Linked DNA regions of Homo sapiens: region 2 is linked to region 1. Evidence: read pairs that join two places in POLR2A ChIA-PET (ENCODE). Cell type or tissue: endothelial cell of umbilical vein. All regions are shown on one strand. Each heading gives the region's core, and the rest is flanking DNA. Links, peaks and the distances in the headings are about the cores only. Region 1 overlaps FRMD5 (FERM domain containing 5). Region 2 overlaps FRMD5 (FERM domain containing 5).

The links. ChIA-PET counts read pairs that join two places held together with the same protein. Peaks named below come from ENCODE experiments on the same cell type or tissue, not always from the same donor. Only the 100,000 strongest peaks of a DNase experiment are listed, where the experiment ranks them.
Region 2: POLR2A ChIA-PET joins it to region 1 with 13 read pairs; 4 of 35 experiments call an interaction of 5 or more read pairs at or near these places.

The regions. Positions count from the first base shown.
Region 1 is chr15:44,099,261-44,108,199 of GRCh38, reverse strand. All of the region lies in intron 1 of FRMD5 (FERM domain containing 5), which reads left to right. Among named protein-coding and RNA genes, the nearest start is that of FRMD5, 92 kb to the left of the region's middle. In endothelial cell of umbilical vein, for the core only: no CTCF peak of the experiment used is centred there; a DNase peak (open chromatin) is centred at 5,249; H3K27ac peaks cover 1,567 bases.
Region 2 is chr15:43,950,077-43,959,015 of GRCh38, reverse strand. The region is part of intron 1 of FRMD5 (FERM domain containing 5); the gene reads left to right. Among named protein-coding and RNA genes, the nearest start is that of WDR76, 130 kb to the right of the region's middle. In endothelial cell of umbilical vein, for the core only: no CTCF peak of the experiment used is centred there; no DNase peak of the experiment used is centred there.

The DNA of each region.
Region 1 (8,939 bases), core at 412-8,411:
CCAGACAGTAAGTATTTTCAGTTTAGCAGACTATTTACAATTTCTTTTGTCTATTATTCTTTTTTAATTTTGTTTTGTTTTTATACCTTTTAAAAATGTAAGAAACCATTCTTAGCTTGAGGGCTATACAAAAACTGTATGAGGGCTCAGTTTGGTTTAGTCTATAATTTGTTTACCCCTGGTCTAGACTTTAAGCTTTTGACCTCAGTGCACATGACTACTTAACAAAATCCAAACCAATTGCACATCCCTGAAAAGTCTGTAGAAAGGACCAAAGGCATATGGAAATTGAGAATTAATTGTCATATTTCTGTGGCTTTTGTTGCTGTAGGAGCAATGATATAACAAAATTAAAGAAGTAATTTAAATCATCTGTAATTCTACCACCCTAGCACAATAGCCAAATCCAAATTACTTTCCAATCCTGGCCTTTATGCAGCATATTTTAAGAACAGTAATTTTTAATGTATTTTCAGCATGTAAAAATAACTTCAGCATTTCTAATTTTAAAATCTCATTAACATTTTTTATATTTTAATGGAATGTTAAAAAATTTATCAGTTGAATTCCAATCATGCAGCTTCATGAGAGCTGTTGCTTTCCCCCCTCTAATCATATAACCTTTGAGCAGCATTTTTCGGCTGATAACTACAAATCAAGAGAGAATAGATATCCAAAAGAGGCAGAAGAGATGTGTAATAAAGAGCATATGAGGACTGAGAAAGATAAAAAGATGGGAGTTGTGTGGAATAGAATTGTTAAAGTGGTACATTTCCTACCCAAAAGATCAATTTTTACTTAAGGTTTCGTTCAGACTTTTGTCCTTCTGTGTCGTTCCTGTTTTTGGTTTTGTTGGTACAGAATTACTTTTAGCTTCTTTATTATTTTTCCTAAGACTGGTGATGTTTATACTACTTTATTACCACTCTTCCTTGGCTTTGCCTCTCTGTCCTCAGCTATTTTCTCTAGCTATGGTTAAGGTTGTATCCCCCTTCCCTTCCTTTATATCTTTTCATTTGCCTATCAACCTTCTCAAATATTTCGTTTGTGAATGAAAATACATTTTGTAATTTGTGAAACAAACAACCCACAATACCATTGTGCTGGGGCCCTGGGTGGTCCCTGACACCCTTTCAGAGAGTCCTTGGAGTCACAGATATTTTCAAAAAATGCTAAGGGTTATTTATTAACTTTTCTTTTCTTGAATTGATGCATATTTTAAAAATTTCTCAGTTTAAACATCTAAAATGGTAAAAATATACCATATATCATCCACATAAACAAAGCTCATTGATGTTCTCAGTCATTTTTAGCAGTGTAAAGGGGTCCTGAGACCAAAAAGTTTGAGAATGGCTAATGTATTTCATCAGCAAACTAAAAACATTTATTAAGCAGCTTTGTATTTTCAGTCCCAGTACTAGTTGTGTAGAATCGGTGGCAGAACTTTGCCTCACAGTTTAGAGGTGAAGACATACTTCTCAAAGGATAAGTACAGTTGGAGTCAGTAAGTGCAGAGATCTTACACACCACGGGAGTCCAGAGGGAAGTATACTTAACTTGTGATTATGTTACTGGTGATAGGGGAGGGGTCAGTGAGAGGCTGGAACCACATTTATTAAGCCTTCCTAGAGGAGGTGACCACTGAACCAATTATTTTAAAAATCAGAATGAGGCAGGTGAAGGATGGTTGTAGGAGGCCTTCTAGACGAAGCAGCAGGAGCAAAGACAGGGAAGCAAAGAGTGCAATATGTACAGGCAAACACAAGCAGGCCTCTGTTACTGCATGCAGGGTGGGTTTAAAGAGTAGTGGCAATGAGGCTGGAGATATGGCAGGGAACAGTTCTTAGAGAGTCAGTTTTAGCCTTTTAGGAGTTTAGACTCTATCCTTAAAGGGAAACCCCACATTTATTTATTTATTTATTTTTGAGCACATATGTGGTATTAGTTCGTCTTTCTATGCATGAAGAATTTGGCTTATTAAAATAATTTTAATTATTGGGTATCAGACCCATTTGTAAACAGAAAAATACAGTTAAGTGTTTTCTTAGGAAACAGAATGTAACCGTACTTTTTAAAACATCGTACAGCCATGGATTCAACCAACTGTGGATGGAAAATGTTTAGGAAAAAAACAAGAAAAAATAATAAAAAACCAATACAGTTAAACAACCATTTACATACATTTACATTGTATTAGGTATTATAAGTAACCCAGAAAGATAAAGTATATAGGAGGACGTGCTAGCTTATATGCAAATACTACTCTATTTTATATAAGGGACTTGAACATTTGGATTGTGGTATCTGTGGGGGTTCCTGGAACCAGTCCCCAAGGGGCAACTGTAGTGAGCTTAATAAGAAGAAATTGTGTGGTAAATACTCACCATCCATTTAGTTCTAATGGGCAGTAGTAATTATGGGTTTTCTTGTCGAAGCTAATGAAGGTAAAAAATAGGTCCATTTTTTTAAAGACTAAGTTGAGAACTAATAGAGCTAAAAGCAGTACAGGCATGAAAGGAAAAATGACAAGCTACAAATAAATAGTAGTAAAGTGAACTCTAAACCTTTAAATTCTCAACTCAGTATAAATGACAAAACATGTTACCAAATCTGCATCATTTTTATTGCCACCATTTAAATCTAACTGATGGTTTCCTACAACTAGCACACTAAAAAAAATGAAGAACAGAAATGTATTTCCCACAGTCTGGGAAGTTCAAGATCAGTAAGTTAGCGCCTTGGTCACTCTGCTTCTAGGATGGCACCTTGAATAGCACAGGTGTTTTAAAGAAATTTTGCCTTCCACACCTTTGAAATAATTTGAGCTGGGCACAGTGGCTCACACTTGTAATCTCAGCACTTTGGGAGGCTGAGGCAGGTGTATTACTTGAGCCCATGAGTTAGACACCAGCCTAGGCAACATGGCAAAACCCTGTTTCTACAAAAAATACAAAAATTAGCTGGGCGAGGTGTTGCGCGCTTGTGGTCCCAGCTACTCAAGAGGCTGAGGTGAGAAGATCACTTGAGCCTGGGACATCGAGGCTGCAGTGAGTTGTAACTGTGCCACTGCACTCCAGCCTGGGTGAGACCCTGTCTCAAAAAAAAAAAAAAAAGAAAAGAATTTGAGTGATATAGGCTCTTTACTACCATGTATGGTACTACTATGAAAGTTTTATCAGCATTATTCATGATAGCCAAAAAGTGGAAGTAACCCAAATATCTGTCAGCTGAGAAATGAATAAATAAAGTGTGGTATATCCATATAATGCAATATTGCCAATAAAAAGAAATATATGTTTTCTACATGGATGAGCCTCGAAAACGTTATGTTAAATGAAAGAAACCAATCGAGAAGACTACATATTGTATGATTCCAGTTACAGTCATGTGTCATTACTTAACAACAGGGTATGTTCTGAGAATAGGGTGATTTTGTTGTGTGAACATCATAGAGTGTACACAACCCTAGATGGCATAGCCTACTATATATACTACCCAGGTTATGTGGTATAGCCTATTGCTCTTAGGCTACAAACCTGTATAGCATGTTACTGTACTGAATACTATAGGCAGTTGGGACACAATGGTAAGTATTTGGGTATCTAAACATAAAAAAGTACAGTAAAACATCAAACATCTTTAACGTATGAAACATTAAAAATGGTACACCTATATGGGACACTTACCATGAATAGAGCTTGCAGGACTAGAAGTTGCTCTGGATGAATCAGTGAGTGAGTGGTGAATGAATATGAAGGTCTCAGACATTGATGTACACTACTATGGATTTAATAAACACTGTACACTTAAGCTACACTAAATTTATGTAAAAATTTTTTTCTTCAATAACAAATTAAGCTCAGCTTACTGTAACTTCATGAACTTTTAGAATATTTATACTTTTTGATTCTTTTATAATAACACCTAGCTTAAAATATAAACACATTGCACAGTTGTACAAAAACATTTAAAAATATTCTATAAGCTTTTCGCTATTTAAAATTTATTTTTACTTTTTAAACTTTGTTAAAAACTAAGGCAAACACACATTAACCTGGGCGTACACAAGGTCAGGATCATCATTATCACTGTCTTCAATCTCCATATCTTGTCCCACTGGAAGGTCTTCAGGGGAAATAACACACATGGTTAATGATAAAAAGTATAGTATAATAATACATAAAACAGTAATAGTCATTGCTATTATCAAGTGTTATTTACTGTACATAATTATATGTGCTATGCTTTTATATGACTGGCATTGCAGTAGGTTTGTTTACACCAGCATCATCACAAACATATGAGTAACGCATTACATTATGATGGCTATGACACCACTAGGCAATAAGAATTTTCAGCTTCCTTTTAGTCTTATGGGACCACTGTCATATATGAGATCCATTGTTGACCAAAATGTTGTATGAGCTGCATAACTGCATAGGCAAATCCATGGAGACAGAAAGTAGATTAATGGTTTTCCAAGACTGGGGAAGAAGGAAGTTGGGAAATGGGGAATGATTGCTTGCTAATGGATATGGGAGGATTTCTTTTTGGGGTGATGAAAATGTTCTAAAGTTGATTATGGCAAAGGTCGCACAACCTTATGTATGTACCAAAACCCACTGAATTATACACTTTAAATAGATGAATTGTATGGCATATGAGTTATCCCTCTATAAAGCTGTTTGATCTATCTGTATTTCAACAGTTAGAGTGATAACTTGAATATTGAAAACTTTGAAAATACATGTTGTGAGGGAAGGTAAAACGCCAAAGACTACATTTTACCAGTATATGTCTAATCAAAACTATTCCATAAAACTCCTTCCTAATTTGAATAGAATGATTTTTTCCTTTGAAGGTAAAAATCCTCTATATCTTTTACCATTTTATTAATATTTAATTCCTTCTTCCTTCTTTCTGGAGAAACTTTGGATTCTGACAGAGCTCCTTCTATACTGACCTGACAAGTTCTCAGAGACTGGTACTGTTGCAGCTAATGAGTCAAGTGGACACTCATGCTGGCTGTGTTCCCAAGACTATTCTTACATTAGGGCAAATGGCATGAGGACAATGCATCCAATGTATCAGGCACAAAGAGGTTTTTCTTCCTAATTGACCATGTGTGTCCTCCTTTCTTTGAATAATAGGAGGAAAATCTCCCTACCATGACTTTTGGAATTCCTTCCTTTCCCTCTCCTAGTACCCAAGGTTATGAGTGTAGGCAAGGCTTTTGTTCCAAAGCTGTCATCTCCTTTTATCAATTTCCCCTTTTCATTCCTTTTAGGTCTCCAAGCCTCAGAGCAGAAGGCTGTGACTAGTGAGCCTTTCTGATTTGTTTACTCATTCAGGCACACACAGTGAACAGCTGGGAGTCCAGCCAGTTTTGTTATACTGTTGCTTGTCTAAGTGATTCCCAAGTGAGTCAGTGAGACCTTAGGTCCAACTCTGACCATCCATTTGGTTAGTGGTTTGGGTAGGCTGTGGACTGGGAGGCTTTTTGAACTCTTACATGGTAGCTTTTGAGCCCTTACCCTTTTGTTCTGCAGGCAGAATGAAAGTCTGCTTGGGAACTCCTGAAAAGCCTCCCATCTTCAAACAAACACTATATTTAATTCCAAGCTAGGACAATTTCTTTCTTTCCTTTTCCTATGGAAGAGTAGTCTGTTTGTGAGATCTTCATTTCCATACCCTGATTTCTCCACAGCCCTGTTTCAATTAGCTTTTATTTCCATTGATTTGTCAGATCCGTTTACCAGAAGTACATTCTTAGATTGAGGACCTCCTTCATGCCAAAACCTTCTGTCCTCTTTTGACTTAACTTTATGTGATAATATTCCTGACAACTCCTTCCTTCTCAGAACTCAATCTTTCCTTGAGTGGAACTCAACTGATGCTTGTTGGATTTGACTATATTTTTCACACTGTAGCATCCAGGCTTACTTCTTACCTTTCAGCTGATTCATCTTTGTTTCTTGCATTGAACTACACATTCCTCACATTCTCTAATCAGAGTATTCTCTGAAGGTTCTACATGCCAGTGCATGATCAACTGCATCTGGTTTGTATTTAGACCTTGTGGTCCAGGGGAGTGGATATGTCCAAGAGGTTAAAGGTATGCAAAGAATGGATAATGGTGCCAAGTGGACTGCTTCTGCCATTGAGTGTGATACGGCAGTCACCATAAGAATAAATTACATGGCTTTCAACTAGTCAATAGTCCAAAGCTTTTCAACCCTGCAATACCTTAAGCCAGAGTTTCTAGACTTTGGTAGCGGTTTAAAATAGATTTCTGGAACACCTCCAAATCTGTGATTTAAACTGTCTTAAAGTTGGGCCCAGGAATCTGTGTTTTTGAAAAGCACCCAGGTGTTTCTGATAGAGTTGGTTCAGGCATCATTCTCAGAGGAAACAATGTCATAACCACCTTTCCTTTAGTAACAGGCTCCATCCCTAGAGATTTAGAAAGAACTAAGAGTAATCTGCAAAATATAGTAAAAGTTGCCTAGGACCTGGAATGTATCTACTTGTGAAGTAACAACAGTACTCATCATCTTATGTTTGTTCATCCTCACCTTGGGAACAAGTACATTCATTGTCATTTATAGAAAAGATCCAAAAGAAGCAGGCTTACCAGCTTTCATGATAAGTCTATTTTCACCTTCATAGGAGTTTCAGAATCATCTGTAAGAGGCCTGGAATCCAGAGGCACCCAAGGGAATTAGCAACAAGAAATACATAGTAAGTAGGTTAGTTAATGAGGCTATGGAGTTAGTATTGTTTTACAGTGTTTAAGATACTCTACTATGCCTACATTTTGGGAAAGATGTGTATCTTGTGACATTTGTACTTGATTTGGTTTGATTTCATACCCTGCCTGCTATCCACAAGCTTGCTTTATATTCTTTCTGGGGGAAAGCCCCTCAGAATCATGTGAATAGCTGCCAGGCCACAAAGCTGACTTCTCCACCCTGGCATCACAGAGTGGGAAAGACTAGTTTATTTCCTTCTTTTCTTTTTTCTTTTCTGTTTGTTTGTTGTTTTTTTTTTTGAGATGGAGTATCACTTGGTTGCCCAGGCTGGAGTGCAGTGGCGCGATCTCGGCTCACTGCAACCTCCGCCTCCTGAGTTCAAGGGATTCTCCTGCGTCAGCCTCCCGAGTAGCTGGGACTACAGGCGTGCACCATCACACCCGGCTAATTTTTGTATTTTTAGTAGGGACAGGGTTTTACCATGTTGGCCAGGATGGTCTCGATCTCTTGACCTCGTGATCCACCTGCCTCGGCCTCCCAAAGTGCTGGGATTACAGGCGTGAGCCACTGTGCCTGGCCCCAAGACTAGTTTATTTCTAGCTGCAGGAACTAGTTCCCTTGTTTAGGCCATTTAGTCTAATGAATAAAAAGAATTCAGAAAAACCGGGTTTCTTTCCATACAGCAACTTCTTTGGGAGGTAAAGAAAAAGAATCTTAGTCTCAGAAGTCAAGCTATCTGTGGTTCACATCTGCCTTGGGAGATAGCACCTCCTTGCACTGTGTCTCATTGATGGTTGTCACTTTCTGTTGTTACAAGAGAGCTTGGGTCCCATGTGAGGTCACTAATATTAATAATGTAGAAGTGGTTTTTAGTTCAGAGGAGCAGCTTGTCAACAGCTTGTATTTTTAAATATTGTACTAGGAGGAAGTATACTGTATTCATAGGGTATGTGCTTCTTTATTAGTAATCTTAATGCATTTATGAGCAGTTTGACATACACTAATTATTTATAGTGCTGTGGATTCCATTTGCTGCTAGGTGACAATGTGGAGAGTTGGGATGCAAAACTGTGATTAAGAAGCTATTAGTTGGCCTGGCACGATGGCTCATGCCTGTAATCCCAGCACTTCGGGAGGCCAAGGCGGGTGGATCACCTGAGGTCAGGAGCTCAAGACCAGCCTGGACAACATGGTGAAACCCCCTCTCTACTTAAAAAAAAAAAAAATTTAGCCGGGTGTGGTGGCACATGCCTGTAGTCCCAGCTACTTGAGAGGCTGAGACAGGAGAATCACTTGAACCCGGGAGGTGGAAGCTGCAGTGAGTCGAGATCATGCCACCACACTCCAGCCTGGGCAAGACAAGACCGAAACTCCATCTTAAAAAAAAAAAAAAAAAAAAAGAGAAGAAGAAGCTATTAGATACAGTCAGGATGACTGGATTTCAGCTTTTGTGTGGCTAGACTCAGAGTGTAGGGGGGCTTTCAGAGTGCTTGTTAAATGCTCTGGGTTAAATCAGAAAGAAGGAAAGCTAGCAAAAATTGCTTAATCAGAATAGTTCGGTTGAACTCATACAAGCTTATCTTTTTAGATGTTGTGGAATTCTTTGCAACTCTATAATTAATTCCAGATTGTTCAGATGTATTTCTAGTGCCAGAGATAGTGTTGTGGCTGCCTCCATAGCAAGCCTAAAAGTACCCCAGAGCTGGCCTCTTTATGGTACTTGCAAGTAGAGGATAAAAGATGTATCTTTTTGTATCTTGGATACTGGTGGCCCTTGGCAACAAACAATCTCCATCTCTCTTGAGGGAGTCAGGATGCCAAGCAAATTTTGAGGAACAGATAATAGAATAATGATATGAATCAAAATAGGGGCCAAGAATCCCAAATTCACTTCTTCCTTCCATTCTCCAGAACCCATGATTGCAGTTTCCACATTTTTTTTTCAGTTTTAACAGTCTCCTTTTTCATAATCATATGATGGGAATTCATGTGTGTCAAAGAGATTACTTGGACATTACCACCTCCAAGAGAGGTCATGGTAGATTGTCTTACTGTTGAAAATGTGGTCCATGGATCAGCAGAAGCAGCAGCAGCATTACCTGGGAGTTTGTTAGGATTTCATAATCTCAGGCCCCACTCTAGACCTACTGAATCAGAATCTGTATTTTAACAAGATCCTCAGGTGGT
Region 2 (8,939 bases), core at 530-8,529, 150 kb after region 1:
TCAGCTCCCTTCAGAGGATGCATAAGAGAGTTGATGTCAGTGTTGTTTGTATGCCAGGTGTGGGCTGGAATGACACAAATGGCCAGCAGAGATGCACACAGTTGAATACTTGTTTGTTTCTGTTTCTAAGGAGTCTGTCACCACCTTTGTGACATAGCCATAGAGACCACCACACGGGAAAGAACAGGAGCTCAAGCAATAGGAGTACTAATAAGAACTTGAGTATAGAATGTAAAGCAATGAATCTTCCTTTTAAAAAGCATTTACCAGCTGGGCAGGGTGGCTCACGCCTGTAACCCCAGAACTTTGAGAGGCCAAGGTCTCCCAGCGGAGGTGAGCAGATTGCTTGAGTCCAGGAATTCGAGACCAACTTGGACAACATGGCAAAACCCTGTCTCGAAAAAAATTACAAAAAAATAGCCAGACATGGTGACACACACCTGTAGTCCCAGTTACTCAGGAGGCTGAGGTGGGCAGATCACCTGAGCCCCAGAGGTAGAGGCTGCAATGAGCCACGATCGTGATTGTGATGTTGCCACTGCGCTCCTGGGCGACAGAGTGAGACCTTGTTTCAAAAACAAAAAAACAAAAAAACAAAAATTTACTTCAGAGGCTACAGAACCATCTCCCCCTTCTTTCTCTTCTGTCTTTTGCCTTTTTCATTTTTTTTTCTTTCTAGATTGTTTTTTCTTATATTTTCAGTCCATCAATGGTACTCTAAGGCATGGTCCTCAAAGGCATGAGCAGCTCTCAGTACATTATTCAGCACCTGTGTGCTGACCACTGTGTTAGCCATGAAACTACATGGGCAGCTTATCTTATATTCTGGGTCCTAGTGTATGCACAAATGAGTCATTATTTGGAATGACATTTAGTGCTTCTTTAATTAAGAAAAGGGGAGTATACACTGTATCATAAATAAGACCAAGAAAAACCTGAAAGACAAAATTCAGATTCTCTTAGATATATTCAAAAAAATAATAGGTTACACACACTTGACCTTTCTGAGCCTCAGGTTGTTCATTTGCAAAATAGGTTAATGATATATACCTTGTGGAGTTATGTGAAAATGACATAAGCATAGTGTCTCGCCCACAGTAAAGACTCAGTAAGTGGTCTGTGTGTTAAGGAGGAAGAGTAAATTAAGTAAGTATGCAAGGATACTGACTTGCTTGCTAGCAACAAGGAAACACAGGAAAAATGATTAAGAATAAAAGCAGACTGGTAGTTGAATTAATAATCAATGAAAGAGGCTCTTTTAAAAGACTGTCAAGAGCACAACATTCAAAATAAAAGTGATAATGCTTTCACTGCACATTACTGGAGTGTTACTTTAGTTTGGGGCTGCATGGCTTAAAAGCACTGAGAAAAACTAAATCAGGTAATACAAATGTCTGAATACCTTCTGAGAGGCTAATACAGAACAGTGGAGAGAACCAAAGATTAGAAATTGAAAGCCTGGGCTTGAGCCCCTGGCTCAACATTTTCTAGCCACCTAACTAACTAGAAATTATCAGAGGCTGGGCTTAATGGCTCACACCCATAATCCCAGCACTTTGGGAGACCAAAAGCAGGTGGATCACTTGAGGTCAGGAGTTTGATACCAGCCTGGCCAACATGGTGAAATCCTGTCTCTACTAAAAATACAAAAAATTAGTCAGGCATGGTGGTGGGCACCTGTAATCCCAGTTACTTGGGAGGCTAAGGCAGGAGAATTGTTTGAACTTGGGAGGTAGAGGTTGCAGGGAGCCAAGATCTCACCACTGTACTCCAGCCTGGGTGACAGAGCCAGACTCCAACTCAAAAAGAAAAAAAAAGAAAGAAAGAAATTATCACAAATATTTTAATAGGTGACACATGACCTCACTCAGTTCTCACATCTGTAAACAAGGTTAAGAATAATTTTTAAATTTCTGAGGATTTTTGTGAATATGTACTTTGCAAATTATAAAACGTTATATAAATCAGTTTTTTAAAGGGATGATAGGGGAAGATACTCCCTTTAAAAAGGCTGACTTAACTACCTGTGGATATTATCTATAAAAGAATAAATAAAAGGTAGATGATGGTAAATCTTCATTTTCATAGATGATAGAATTGGAAGAAATGGGATTGCAGTACAGTCAACTTTGTAGAGACAAAAGAGAAAAGGCCCAATCATTAAGTTGTCTAACCAATGGCCAGCTATCAATGAACATCAGTAATCCCCTCCTTGCTTTACTTCTTCTGAAATTCATGAACTCATCATTTCCAGCCTTTCTGGATGGACACACGTACATATGAGCAGCTTTAACAAGTAAAATGATTTAAAATTCATTTTGTTTAATGCCTTGGAGTGTTGCAAAGTTGATTAAGAAACACTAATATAGGCAATTACATTTTAGAGATGCTTTAGTTAACCCGTGACCCAAGAGCAGGGTCATAGACTGAATGACTTTTTGAGATTTCTCCATTCAATCTATTTTTCTTAATTGAGCAGGTGTTTCTAATTAAGATGTTGAACACTAGAGCAAAAAAAAAGTCGTCTCACATCATGTGTATTTTAATCAATTTGATTTTATTTATTTATTTTTATATCTTCCCTCAAAGTAGTTGAATTTAAAAGAACTAAATGAGGAAGAAAATTCCAATTATTTCCCTTCTGAAGAGCTGTTTGTATGAGAGCTGATTTAGTACCTTCAATACTTGAGGAGACTTAGGGAAAAAAAGCTGTGTCTGGATTAAAACATTAAAAATAGAAACATAATTCCAAGATTAAGTTCCTTGACTTACTTGACATTTGAAGTAATTTCCGCAAAGTAATTTCTTTTGTAAAGGTTTATAAATTTATGAGAGAAAATACCTTATCCTGCCTAAAGATTATTGTGTCAATTAAGAATAAACAAGATTAGAGAAAACCAAGCATTAGGCTGGAAATGGATCTACTCTAAGTGTGATAGAATCATATTCAAATTATTAGTCGAAATAGTGAGTATGAGCCTTCCCTTTTTATCCAGGGCTTGAATAAGTACAGCTATGAGTGATTTTATAAGTGGTCCTTGTTTGCATGTACTAGTTACTTAGCCTTATGTTTTTGTCTTACCTGTGGTAAACTTCCACCAAAAAACCAGAACCCCAAATGGATCCTCAGTTATCATCTGAAACTCTGAAAACATTTTGGTTCTCTTGTATAGCCAAGGACCATGCCCTAAAAAAAAAAAAATCTCTGAAGTGGGTGCCTTTTACTTGATTATAACCAGAATAGAGACAGTTCATTGGAAAACATGGAACATATAGAAGAATAATTTGTTCTTTTATTGGAGGCTAATGTTCTTCACTCAGAGGTTGATTGCTTATGAAATGTATTAAGAAATTGTGTGCTTAACAAAAACAAACTTATTCAGGTTTGATGGTTTGCTGATCTACACACACACACACAAAATGGCCCTTTTCACAAAGCAGTTGGCTTTCATCAACTTCTCCATAATGCCATACATGCATACAAATCACACTTTCAGTTATTCACTGTAGAAATCTCATCAATAAGAAATCCCTTGTGATAACTGGGCCTTCATTGGCTTTCTTTTATTGGCCAAATGCTGAGTATTTTTGGCTTGAGATGATAACTTTATTTTAAGCCTGAGAGAGCAGGTGACTTGCCCTTGGTCTAATGATACTAAGCAGCTGCCACAGCCTGTTTCACATCCACTGGAGAAGACTGTTCCCTGGAGAGGGAGCACATAACTGTGCATGTCTCTTTCAAGATGTCTCTTTGGGTACCATGTTGGGAAGTGACTTTCCAAGGGTGAGGAGTGCCCTGTGTTTAGCTTTTTGGTTACATCCCTGTGCACAAAGGAGAGACCGTGTTAAAGAGTTGAGACTTTGAGAAAATTCTTGTTACTTCATATGCATTTACAGTGTACCTAAGGCTGAGGACAAATTTTATTTTAGCAAGATACATCAAAGGCAAATAAATTTACTCACATAAACAGTAAAATGACATTTTTTTCTCCTGTGTTCCACAATCAAAAGGAGCTTGATTTGCAATGGGAGCATGTAGGAACAGGAGGCATACTCCCTTTAGATAATAATTATTATAATAGCTTCCATTTTCTGATTATTTACTATGTAAAATGCTCAGCATATCATCTAGCACATACAAGAAATAGCTGTTAAACGAAGAGTGCTAGGTGCTGTACTAAGCACTGTAGCACTTTATATCACTTATCTCATGTAAGGTAGATTTCATCTGAGGCTTTGCAGGATGATAGGGACAGTCTTATTAAAGGGCATGGATTGCTCCCTCTGATCCCCTGTTAAACAAGGGTATTTCATCAGGCCAAGAGAAGGTGGATGTGGCAAGCGCCAAGCTCTGTAGAAAGAGATGCTATGGAAATGCTAAGTAAAATGTCATACTTGTTGTTCAGATATGGCAAACCAGGATGAGTCAACCCCTTTCCCCTCGCACACATTATCACCTACACATTTTGGGATGGTGTTGGGTGAGAGTCATCTTTATGCCTGCCCTTCACTATTACTCATCTTACTTTGGCCACCCAGCTCTCACTTTGTCCTGTCACTCATCCCCTACATTTGAAGTAGGGAAGCATATACAGGCACTGAATAATTTGGGGTCTGTAAATATAACCTTTGAGTCACTATCACATGGTGCCTTTGTGGGCCAGGACAGTACCCAGTGCAGTGATGAGCTTGCCCATCTGCTTTGGGTCTCAGCCCTCCAGCAGGCCTTCGTCTCCTGGGTAAGCAAACAGGCAGAAGCATCTCTGGCCCAGAAGAACGTCCTGAATCACAGTCTGTGCAGTTCTGTGCCAGCCCCCAGGGAAAGCGTGAGAGCAGAAGAGATGAGAAATGCACAAACTGAATAGCCCTTTCCTGATGATATTTAATTGAATCTGGGCATCGACAGGGCTTGGCCAGGTAGCTTGCTTTCCCTCACGTGCAGCTCAGCTCTGGCAGATTTCTCTTGTAATGATCATTCTACCCAGGTAGCACAGAACTTTTTCATAGAATGAGGACTTGGGTAAGGATCAAGAAACCTGGGAACCAGTTTAAACTGTGCCATAAACTTCAGGCAGTCATTTAACATCTGTGAGTTATTTTTTCTTCATTTATAAAGTAGGAAGAATACCCATCCTACTGGTCTCCATGAATTTTGTGTCTAAGGCTGTAAAGTCACATCATAGCTGAGAATACCTTTTGAAGGTTATTTTTATTACTAGAGTCTTAACTATTAACACAATTAAGTGCAAATAATACCACCCATGGAGGTAACAGATGACAAGTACCTTGTGGAAACCTGTTATCACTCTCTGTTGGCACAGGAGTGTAAATTATAGCTAAGGTGTGAGGTTTTTATTGTTGTGAGGGAAGTGGTTGTGAGGGATAGCTGTGGTAAAGATCAAAGAAGGATCTACCATAGTTCTCCTAGTTCTGCAACAAGGCTTAGTGAGCGATATGGTCTGACTGTAAAGAACAATGTCTACAATGTAGGCCATAACAGTAGTGATTCTTCATTTATGTTTTCCTGTTGCTATCTGACCAAGCCTTCTTCTCATTGCTGATTTTCTTTTGGTTGTGGAGTAGGAGTGATGCTTGCTTCCTAATTCTGCTCCCTCTCCCACCCATCTCCACCACCAAGGATTGAGCCATGCTTGAGGGATGGGGATGCTACCAGAGAAAATCCCAGAAAGCAGCCAGCAAGGACTTTGTGATGCAATGGTCCTGTCCTTCCTCCATGTTTTACCTTGCAGAATCTGTGCAGTTTTGCTCCCCTGGGAAAGCCCTGAGAACTCTTTAGCAGATACCAAGACTATGCTGCTAAGTCCTTCTGACTGAATTCCTTCACTGGACATTGGGGTAGAGGGGAAGTCCCTGTGCTGTGCTCTTGGATTTCATAGCCCCTGGGGCAGCTCAAGGCTCCTATCACATCTAAAGCGGAATTACCAGTAGAGAAAAAGTCATTCTTAGGACCACAGGACAAAGCCTTAGTGGAACTGCTCGAGGTCTAGCCCCTGGCTTCTGGGGTTCTTCAGCAGTGGATGGCAGAGGCTATCTTCCTAATTTAGATAATTTCTCAGGACCAGATTAGCCTCTTTCTCAGCTGCACTTTTTTTCTCAATTCTGCTTTCTGCTGACTTACAGTTTTCCTCAAGGAGCCAAACAAATAATTTTTCATCTGCATCTGCCTCTTCTCCCATTCACTTCCCTTCCTGGGTGGATTATTCCAGAGTTCCAGCAAAGCTGCCTTCAGCAGCCTCTGACAAAAGCTGCGTGCTGACCGCATGGCTGCATACTGGCCACACATGCCCCTTTGAACATCCCAATTGAAGAGGACACAGCTCAGAAGCTGCAGGCTCGCTTTCTTTTCATATGTTTTCTTGGGAAATCTCAAGAAAGTGCAGTGTTCATTCCTGGAAGCGAGTCTGCAGTGCTGAAGCCTTGGTCACCCAAGCGTTCCCTCTGCATGATGGCCGTGCTCCCAGACTATCCAAAATGCAGCAGCGCATGGAAAGAGACTGGCTGCTGAGGTGTTATTGGTTTGCAATACCCTGATAAGGAGATTTCATTCCCTTCTTGCTGGCAGAGTTATATAGAGTAATTACATAAGTACTGCTGTGACACTGGGCGGAATCTCATTAAAAACTGTATAAAGAACAATTGGGTTGTGCTAGAGAATATTCATTTTATTTCAGTTGAGTATAATCCCTGTAATAGAACATTAGCCTGAGCATAAATACTGGTGTTGCTCCAGCTCCCTGATAGAATGTATTTGGGATGTATATTTAGTGCAGCATTTGCTTATGTGGGGCATGACAGAAAATCATTATGAGGCAGGTCCAGATTTTCCCACCTGGTGAGGAAGTTGCTCGCTGTGCTGAGCAGATCGTTGTTTGTTTTTTACCCCTCCTAGGAGAGCTACTTGTTCAGCTTGGATGGGACAGTCTATGGCAGTTTGACCACATGGCAACTCTGAAACACACACACACACACACACACACACACACACACACACACAGACACACACACACACACACAACACACACACACACACACATGCACATACAGACTCGGGCCCAAAAAAATGTGTCCCCTTAGCAGGTTTAGCCTTCCACCCAAGATGTAAGAGAGGCCTGGTCAGGGGAGAATTTGTCTTGTGTTGTTGTTCGTTCATTTTCAGAAAAGTAGCAGGCAAGTCCTTGTTTAATGTAAGGTTGTTTTTGGTTGATGGCATGTGAATTGTCCCTTCAGCCTTGCTGAGCATCACTCATCACAACAAACAAGAGCTATCCTAAGTAGTTTGCTAATACAGCAGTTTAAGGCTCAAAAGCATTAAAGGACAATAACATCTAATACAGTTATACCACTGTACTGTGCATGACTTACTTTCACACATATTATCTGGTGTGTGGGGAATTCAGTAATCCATTCTTAATTATCCAGAGCATAATCTGTTTGGTATTTGAAGTCTAAGAGCACTATGAATTATTTTCTTTATAAAATATTTTTCATTATAGTTCTAGTGTTCTATAGCATTATAGGGCAACTACAATCAACAGCAATTTATTATATATTTTCTTTTCTTTTTTTTTTTTTTGAGATGGAGTCTCACCCTGTGGCCCAGGCTGGAGTGCAGTGGCGCGATCTTGGCTCACTGCAAGTGCCGCCTCCTGGGTTCACACCATTCTCCTGCCTCAGCCTCCCGAGTAGCTGGGACTACAGGTGCCCGCCACCATGCCCGGGTAATTTTTTTTGTATTTTCAGTACAGACAGGGTTTCACCGTATTAGCCAGGATGGTCTCGATCTCCTGACCTTCTGATCTGCCCACCTTGGCCTCCCAAAGTGCTGGGATTATAGGTGTGAGCCACCACGCCTGGCACTATTTATTGTATATTTTCTAATGGTAGAAGAACAGATTTTTATGTTCTCAAAACAGAGAAATGATAAATGTTTCAGGTGATGCATATGCTAATTACCTGATTTGATCATTTCCTCTGTAGATCTTCTGACTGGCCCACCTGAATTTTGTTATCTGGTCTCACACCGCATTTCGAGGGAAGAAACCAAGATTAATCATCCTCCATTGATATAAGGGGCATTATATTGAAGACTATATATCCCTGTTGTTAAAAGTCAGTGTCACTTTGCCTGTAATCAAAGTACCAAAATGATGGCAGGGGAAGCATTCAACTGTTAAACAGCCAGCCTCTCCGGTTATTAAAATAGCACTGAGCAAGGCAGCTGGAGTAAACCATTTTAGAATCTGGGGTTTGCTGTCGCTGGTAAGGATGTCCCAGCTGTGCCTTATTGTCAAAATTCTCTTCATCATCTCAGGATGCCAGGTCCCAAGCTGAGCTCACTCTGGGGACTCAGATCCATTGAATGGGAACGCTTGGCCTCTGCCCACATTATTTAGGAGCTGCAGGTGAAACTGAGGTTAAGAGAGGCTCAGTCGGTGTCTCTCTTAATGCATCCCTGCCCACAGGAATGGGTGTGAATGCAAATGTATTTCCAAGTATGCCTGAGGTAGCTGAAGAGAGACTATAGAATCATCATCCCCAAGGACTTGTCATCAGCTTTCAGTCTATCGTAGTTTAAGCATGGCTGTTTGTCTATGTGAATGCGTGTTTTAAAGCATGAAACCAATTTTCCTCCCCAGACAATGGCCTGCTCCCTTTTTATTGAGGAAAATAGGATTGAATTTAGGATCTCATTAAAGGAGGCATATGTCCCTCCTTGGTCACACCCTACTCCTTCGTTCACCTATCCACCTTCCCGGTTGTACAGAAGCACATCTAATACACATGGCCTCTAGGGCAGAGATCTGAATGGGTTTCTTCAGAGGCTGCACCATTCCACCAGTACCTCAGCTAGGAGGGCTGAGACCACTGAGCAGTGGGCCTGAATTTGTAACCAGAGCCTGCCCAGATGCAGTGTAGGA